Linked DNA regions of Homo sapiens: all the other regions are linked to region 2. Evidence: chromatin loops called from intact Hi-C (ENCODE). Cell type or tissue: endothelial cell of umbilical vein. All regions are shown on one strand.

The links. A loop is a pair of places that touch in the nucleus more often than their neighbours do. Peaks named below come from ENCODE experiments on the same cell type or tissue, not always from the same donor. Only the 100,000 strongest peaks of a DNase experiment are listed, where the experiment ranks them.
Region 1: a loop joins it to region 2, with 4 times the contacts of the local background. A loop is called at or near these places in 5 of 110 quality-filtered maps.
Region 3: a loop joins it to region 2, with 2.4 times the contacts of the local background. A loop is called at or near these places in 25 of 110 quality-filtered maps.

Annotation. Positions count from the first base shown.
Region 1 is chr20:48,737,224-48,739,723 of GRCh38, reverse strand. All of the region lies in intron 3 of PREX1 (phosphatidylinositol-3,4,5-trisphosphate dependent Rac exchange factor 1), which reads left to right. Among named protein-coding and RNA genes, the nearest start is that of PREX1, 90 kb to the left of the region's middle. In endothelial cell of umbilical vein, no CTCF peak of the experiment used is centred here; a DNase peak (open chromatin) is centred at 1,153.
Region 2 is chr20:48,681,448-48,683,947 of GRCh38, reverse strand. The region is part of intron 10 of PREX1 (phosphatidylinositol-3,4,5-trisphosphate dependent Rac exchange factor 1); the gene reads left to right. Among named protein-coding and RNA genes, the nearest start is that of PREX1, 150 kb to the left of the region's middle. RefSeq lists an enhancer at 170-919. In endothelial cell of umbilical vein, no CTCF peak of the experiment used is centred here; a DNase peak (open chromatin) is centred at 1,127; H3K27ac peaks cover 1,472 bases.
Region 3 is chr20:48,822,679-48,825,178 of GRCh38, reverse strand. All of the region lies in intron 1 of PREX1 (phosphatidylinositol-3,4,5-trisphosphate dependent Rac exchange factor 1), which reads left to right. Among named protein-coding and RNA genes, the nearest start is that of PREX1, 4.1 kb to the left of the region's middle. RefSeq lists enhancers at 933-1,022, 1,313-1,362. In endothelial cell of umbilical vein, no CTCF peak of the experiment used is centred here; DNase peaks (open chromatin) are centred at 208, 1,098 and 1,488; H3K4me3 peaks cover 106 bases; H3K27ac peaks cover 1,817 bases.

The sequences.
Region 1 (2,500 bases), 56 kb before region 2:
TGAAATACATAGTAAGCATCTCCTGTGTGCCAGGCTCTGCACTAGACCCTGGGGATGCTGTACTAAGTAAGACAGACTTGCTCCGTGCTGCCACGCGGCTCGTAGGTGGGAGAAACAGAGGGTAATTTAACAAATGAGGTCATTTCAGATGCCAGTGCAGACTGTGAAGAACATAAAATGCAGATGTGGTAAAGAGTGACTCTGCCTGAGGTTGCTTTCAATCGGGAGGTCAGGGCCAGGGCTGCTAGATTTAGCAAATGAAAACAAAGGACACCCAGGGAAATTGGAATTTCAGGTAAACATCAAATAATTTTTTAGTGGAAACATGTCTTATGGAATATTTGAGACATACTTATACTAAAAAAAATATGTGTCTGAAATGAGCATTCACCTGGGCATCCTGGGGTTTATTTTATATCTGGCAACCCAAGGGTGGGATGGCCTTTCTGAGGGGTTGGAATGGGATGATCTTGGGGAGGGTGGTCTGGACCAAGGTGAGAAAGGGCAGAAGCCCTGAGCTGGGAGCAAGCTTAGCTCATTTGAGAGAAGAAGGGAGACTGGCGTGGCCAGAGCAGAGTGAGTGATAGAGAGAGTTTGAGGGTGTCATAGTGGGGGCAGGGCAGATCCTGTAGGGCTTTGCGTGCCGAGGTGAGGACTGTAGATCTTATTCTGAGTCAGTGAAAGCCATTGCAGGTTTTAAGCACGGGAGTAGTGTGGTCTGATTTCTGTTTTAACCCCCCTCTCCCCACAGCTGTATGGATGGGTAAATAATTTGGGGAGACTGTTGAGAAACTGAGACCTGATTCTCACTTCTCTCCTCCCCACTGGAGAATATGTCTGCATGGGCCAGCTCCTTCCCTCTTCTGGGTCTTAGTCTTGCTGGCTGTGAAATGAGTGGTTTGGAGCTGATGGTCTCTGTGGAGCCACTGTCACCTGGGTATTGTGGACAGCAGCTGCCACCTCTCACAATCCTTGAGCCTTTCCTGGGGGTGAGCTCCCCTCCCCTGGCTGTTTCCAGCCAGCAGCTGTCCCCTTCTCCCCCCAAACCCACAGCCACATGTTCCGTACCCACCACATCTGTGTATGCACAACTGTTTGTCCGTTTCTTCCTGGCAAAGCAATCAGAGCCCCATGTCGGGCCTCCAGGAGGAAATGGAACACTTGGACTCTGAGCTGTCAAGAGCAGCGTTTCCGTATTTGCAGGGTCTCAGGCCTGAGATGCAGCTGGGGTCAGGCTGGATGAAAGGACACAGGCGTGATTGAACTGGGCACGGTGCTGCAGAGGGGATGTTGTCCTTTGCTAAATTTAACTTCTCCAAGCCTCAAGCGTTGGGCCCCTGCCCTTCCCACAGGCTGAAGGAGAGGAAAACATTGCAGACCTTGTCGTAGAAGGGGGCTCAGGGGATGAGGAATGACAAACCAGTGGTGAGCTTGTTACCCCCTCTCCTGCACCTGTGGCAGACATTCCTAATCAATCACAGCATTCTGTCTCTAGGCTTCCTGTGGGGCCCCAGAATCCTCCTCACCAGTGTTCCAGCTGGCACTACCCAGTGACTGGGGTTGGTATGTGGGAAGAAACCGATTTGTCCCTGCTTTCTGGCCCAGTCCCTTCCCTTCATCTCTGTGGAGATGGACAGAGAGACCCTGTCACCTCACTAAGATTTGGGTCCATGTCTTTCATTTTCTGCCTTTAAGAGTGTGCATGTATCAAAACTGTCTTTGCTGTACGTGACAGAAACACCAGTTCAGATAGGCTTAAACAAATACAGGACTTTACTGATGCATGTCAGTGAAATTGTTCAGGAGTGTAGGTTGGCTTCAGGCATAGCTAGATCCAGGACTCCGTATGATGATTTCAGGACCAGGTCTTTCTCTGATCTCAGGCTCTGCTTTTATCTGTGCAGTGCTGATTTCACTCTTGGAGAATGGGAGGGGCTTATGGGGTGCATGCCTCACATGGTGGCAGGGGTTCAACAGCAGCTCAAAGAGAGTTTCTCTTCCCAGTGATTCCAGCTCGAGTCCTTGCGGGCTCTTGCGGCCCAGCTTGGGTCACATGGCCACTGTTATTAGGACGGGGAACTCTGATTGGTTTTGTCTGGGTCATGTGCTCACTTATGGTCCCTGGGGTGGGGTGGGACCAGCCTGGGAAGAAGCACAGAGCTGGTCTGAGGGCCCTTTAGCCTCTCCGTTCCTCCTTCTCTTTTCTTCCTTTCATTCATCAAATAGTCACAATACCTGCTCTCTGCCAGTGGCCGCTGACCCCATTGACATCACAGCAGTGACCTCAACAGATGAAAACGCCGTCCCGATGGAGCTGACAGTCCCAGGAGATTCAGGGGAGAAGGACAGTGCATGAATGAGACGTAAAACATCCTGGGGTCAGGGACCATCATAATTCCCAAAATCTGCCTGGGACCCTCCCGATGCTTTCCCTAAACCCACGAGTCTATCTGCTGCCTTCCTCCTGACTCTGCCTGTCTTTTTTTTTTTTTTTTTTTTT
Region 2 (2,500 bases):
ACTGGCAGATCGCTGGTTTCCTGACCTTACCTCTCAGGGCTTCTGTGTGCGCTGATCCCCTTGCCCAGAACACTCTCCCCTGTACCCCAGAGGTGGCTAGCAGTGCCCCACTGACCTGATAGAGTTAGCAGACATGTTTTCCTCGGCCCACGTAGTGCTTTCAGAAAATGTTGGACTCGATATGAACATTTAATGATGGGGAGATTTCACAGGAAATGCTGGATTTCCTCACTCTCCCGAGAAGCTGTTAGATGCGTTCGTCTTCTAACATAATGGGCCATGATGGGCTACACTGAAGAGTGGCTGCCAGCTTTAGACACGGCAGGCCCCGGCTGGTTCTGCACAGTCTCCTCCTGGCCTGTTTTGCCTATTTACAAGTTTGAGACCCCTGCACTAGAGATGAATTTTATTGGGTTTTTGCATACTGCATCCCAGCTCAGGATTTCATATGACTAGAAATTTTGCCTGCTAAATCCAGAAGGTGACTGAGTGAGCCACTTCCCAGGTGGGCCCTGATGAGGCCCAGAGAGGCACAGGGACCCGCCCAGCTTTGCCCAGCAAGCTGTGAACCCTCCTTGATCCACCAGAAGATGGCAAGACCCAGTTTGGGCAGAAACGTAGGGCAGAGTTGCTGTCCTCTGGGCCGTCTTCTTCTGCCCCAGCAGCTGCTGTGGGATACTTCCTGTCCCCTAACCCTGGCCAGAGAGTTGCTGATCAGTGCCAGAGGCGGCCCCCAATTAGACAGCTGGTGGGCTTCCGAGAGTGGGCACTCAAACATCTGTTCCCCTCCTTCAGCTGCTGGCAGCATTCTCCCTGTCCCTGAGTTCCAAGACTTTGAGAATGGAACTGGGGGTGGACAGGACCCAGAACAATCCCTTCCCCACCTGGGGCGCCTGTCCCACAAAGCAGATGCATTTCTTCTGCAGCCCACTCTGCCTCCAGCCAGGGCATTCTGAATGCTCCAGCACGCACCGCTACCTACACACCAGGCAGGTCTTTGCTCTGCCAAACACTAGGAAGCTAAAAATAGCCCTGCCCCCCTCTGGCCCTGTAATTGGAGGCGGGACAGCTGGTTTCGATAAGCAGGGTGCTCAGGCTCTGGCCAGCTGCCACCTGCTTTCATTGAACACAGATTGCCTCGGCGGAAACAGCCCCATTCCAGGCTCTCCCTTTTCCTGCTGAGTTTGAGTGGGTTGAGCTCTGGGCTGAGCCTGAGAAGCACCCGCAAGAACTAGGACCTGGGGCCCCGGCTGAGCCTCTCACCACCGGGCAGTCACGTGGGAGCTGGGAAAGCTGCCTGTCTTCCTCTGGCCTGGGAGCACTTCTGTCTCCCCGAGACCTTCCTGCCGACCTCAGAACATTCCTTTCTGTCGGATGGTTCATTACTTCATTTGTTCCATAAATGATCATTGAGCCCTGCTCTGCATCAGGCCCTCTGGTAGGTGCTGGGATAGTGCCATGAATAAGACAGAGAAAACACCCTGTTCATGTCATTACATTCTGGTTGGGGGAGATGGCCAATAAATACGTAAAATAAATCTGTAAACAAGACCACTTCAGACAGTGAAAAGTGCAAAAAAGGAAGCAACACAGAGATGTGATGGATTGGATAGGGGTCGGGGACCATTTTAAATGAGGTAGTCAGGGAAGGCTTCTCTGAGGAGGTGATGTTTGTGCTGAGACCTGAAGGATGAGAAGGCACAGTTGCATGAAGAGCTGAGGAAGGGCATTCCAGGCAGAAGGAACAGCAAGTGCAGCAGCCCCGAGGCAGGGAGGAGTCTGGTATTTTTTAATAAGGGAAAGGTGGTAGGTGTGGCTTAGGCATAACTAATGAGAGGTATTGGGGGTGAGATCAGTCAGGGTGGGAGTGGGTCATGCTGGGCCTTGTTTATGTCCGTGTGGGAAGAGTTGGGATTTTTTTTGTGAGTAGTAAGCCTGTGGGAGGGTTTTGAATATGGAAATGACATGGTTTCATCACTGTTAGCTCGCCTGACTCCCCGCCATCATCTTTCTGGCCCCCTATTATTTCTTCCTGCATGTTTGTCCATTCCTTCTGTTCATCTGTCCAGCCACCACTCCATCTAGCCATCTGTGATCCATCCCTGACCCATCCACCCATCTACTCACTCTCTTCTTCATCCACCCCATATTAAGTCATCTGTCTGTTCATTCATCCACTTACCCACTTACCTACCTGCCCATGTGCTGCTGGCTGTCTGTCTGGCCGGACATCCATCCGTCCGTCCATCCATCCATCCATCCATCCATCTATGTAGTCACTCATCCACCAACCTGCCTGCCCAGCTTCCTTCCCTCCTTCCCTCTCTCCCTCCCTCCCTCTCTCCCTTCCTTCCTTCCTTCCATCCATCCATGCATCCATCCAGTGAGCCTGAGGCAGACCTGGAATCTGGTCACACTCTCCTCTCTGCTATTGGTAATAAGCATGAAGCCTCAGTACAACCCCAAGGGCTATAGACTACTACACTCGGCTTCCCTGTGG
Region 3 (2,500 bases), 140 kb before region 2:
AATGGCCCCTAAACATCCCAAGGCATTTTCGTTTTCAAAACTAACCTGGGGCTTAGAGCTTCAGGAACTGCTAATTACCAAGGCTTTCCATGGTTGCAAGGCTGGCAGCCTCAGGTTGTGATTCTCTTCTGTCTTCCCACTCTCTCTTCTCAGCCTTTATATTTGCTAAGGGATTTTCCCTGCTGTCTCCTGGCTTGGAAGAATGCACGGTAATCCCTCCCTGCTTTTATTTCCATGTGGTTAGAGGCAGGCCTTAAAGGACCACCCTGGTCTCCGTGTGTCCTTGGTGTGAAGGTCCCATCGGCCCATGGAAACCGTGGAAAGTAACCCCCGTGATAGGGGCCATGTGTGGCTTCTGTCCTCAAGGAGAGGACGGTGTAGTGGAGGATGGCCAAATGGGTGTTTAAAAAAAACAATCCAAGTGCAAGGCTCTGGAGCCAGACTGCTTGAGGTTAAATCCTTGGACTTGTGACCTTGGGCAAACACCTTAACCTGTTTGAGCCTTATTTGTAAAAAGAGGGATGTTAATAGGTCCTATTTTATAGGTTTTTAAAGAAGATAAGTGAGTTATAGAAATTGATGTAAAGCACTTAGAACAGTGTCTGGCAGTAAGGTATATAAATATTGGTTATTATTGTTGTTGTAGGAAAATTAAATAATACAGATAATTAGGGTTGTGGGACTTCAGCATCCAGAGAGCAGGGGTGATCAGAGAGGGCTTCCTGGAGGAAGTGAGGTCTGAGTTAAGTCAGCACTGAGAGGAGGATGGGGGCTCTGAGTGAGTTTCCTTTTGACACCCTAAACTCCGGCCACAGGAACCAGTGGTTTTGTTTGGTTCCAGGCCGAGGGCTTTGTGGTTCCTTGAGAATCTTCCCATCTTTCCCCATCTCCTTCAGGAACTGGGTTGCACTCCCTCCCTCATCTCCAGGGAGTCCTCTGAGTTTGGTGTTTTGCGTGTGTTTATTAAATAATCATGAAAAGGCAAGGACAGCCCTTTCACAGAGATGCTGGATCGGTCTTGGGGGAAACAGTGCCTGGGGTTTTGACTCAGAACCTTGGCTCGAATCATTTCGAGGCCCTGGCTATGTGGGGTACTCCCCGTGTGCTCTGGGCAGCGTTAGTCATGATGAAAACAATGACAGTCATTGCTGTGCAGGAACTGACTTTGATTCATCACTTGCCATTCTAAGCACTTTGCATGTGTCAACTCATTTAATTTTCTTTATGAAGGGGATGCTGTTTTTATCCCCATTGAGAGGTGAGGAAACTGAGGCAAAGTGAATCTAAGTGAGCTGCTCTGGGTCAGGTGGACAGCATTGCCAGGATTTGATCCTAGGCTGCCTGACCCCACAACTCATGTCCCCAGCCACTTGATAGACCGCCTTTGGCTGATCCAAGAAGGGCTTGGCACATGATTTATTAAGGTGGCAGAACTGGGATTTGAACCCAGGTCTGTGTGATGTTTCACCTCCGCCTGCGCTTCCTCCTGTTACTTGCCCTCTGTGACTCCCATTCTTTTCTCCACAGAATGGGAAGAACTGTGGACGGATAGAAATGGCAGGCTGCCGAGTTCTTGCTCTGGGCTCCGGGTCTGTTCATGGCACGAGGGTTGAGTGAGGCTCTGGAGTCATGCTGCTGGTGTTCAAATCCAGGCTTCTTCCACTTGGACTGTAGGTGACCTTGGGCTGATCACTGACTTGCTCTGTGCCTCAGTTTCCACATCTGTCCAACGGGCACAGTGTAGCACCTGCGTCACAGGGATGTGGTGAAGCTTGCCCCCCACTCCCCTAGAGGAGGCTGAGTAGACCTTGGGCCCACCTGCCAAGGGGAGGCACCTCAGGGGCAGGTGCCAGTAACTCCCATGATGGGGTGTGTCAGCTGGGCAGTGGTCGAAAGAGAAGAGAGGGCCTGGGTGGGTGGGCAGAGAGGCCGGTGGGTGGGAGTTGGTCAGCAGCTCCTCGAAGGTCTCCCCGTGGCTGAGGACAGAGAGCTATAGAGACACAGAGGGTCTGCCCGGAACCGACCAGGATGGGAGTCTCTGAGGAACAGGGATTGTGGGCAGAAAGCTCCCAGAATGCTTTCTGTGGTTCTGCTTTTTGGAGGGAGGAGACAAAAGTTTTTCTTCTCATTGGAGCTCCGCTTGCCAAACAAGAAACTGTGGTTTTTTGTTGTCACTATTTTTTTTTCTGTTTTAAAAGATTCTGTACTCCTAGTCTCACACTAGGGAGAAATGCCACGGGTGGTTGGGGTGGGGGCAGGTCTTTGATTTCACAGTCATTGAGGCAGAGGGACCTCCCCAGTAACTTGGGGGGATTTTCACGTGGTCCTCATATGAAAAGTAGGATGCTGAGAGGTATATGTAACACAGTTCTTTTGGAAAATAAACAATAACCATAATATACACGTGTGTTATATGTATAAGGTGACATTAGGTTGGAGAAAAGGATGGAAGGATGTGTATCTTTTACAGAAAGGCAACCAGGAAGATAAGGAAGTAAAA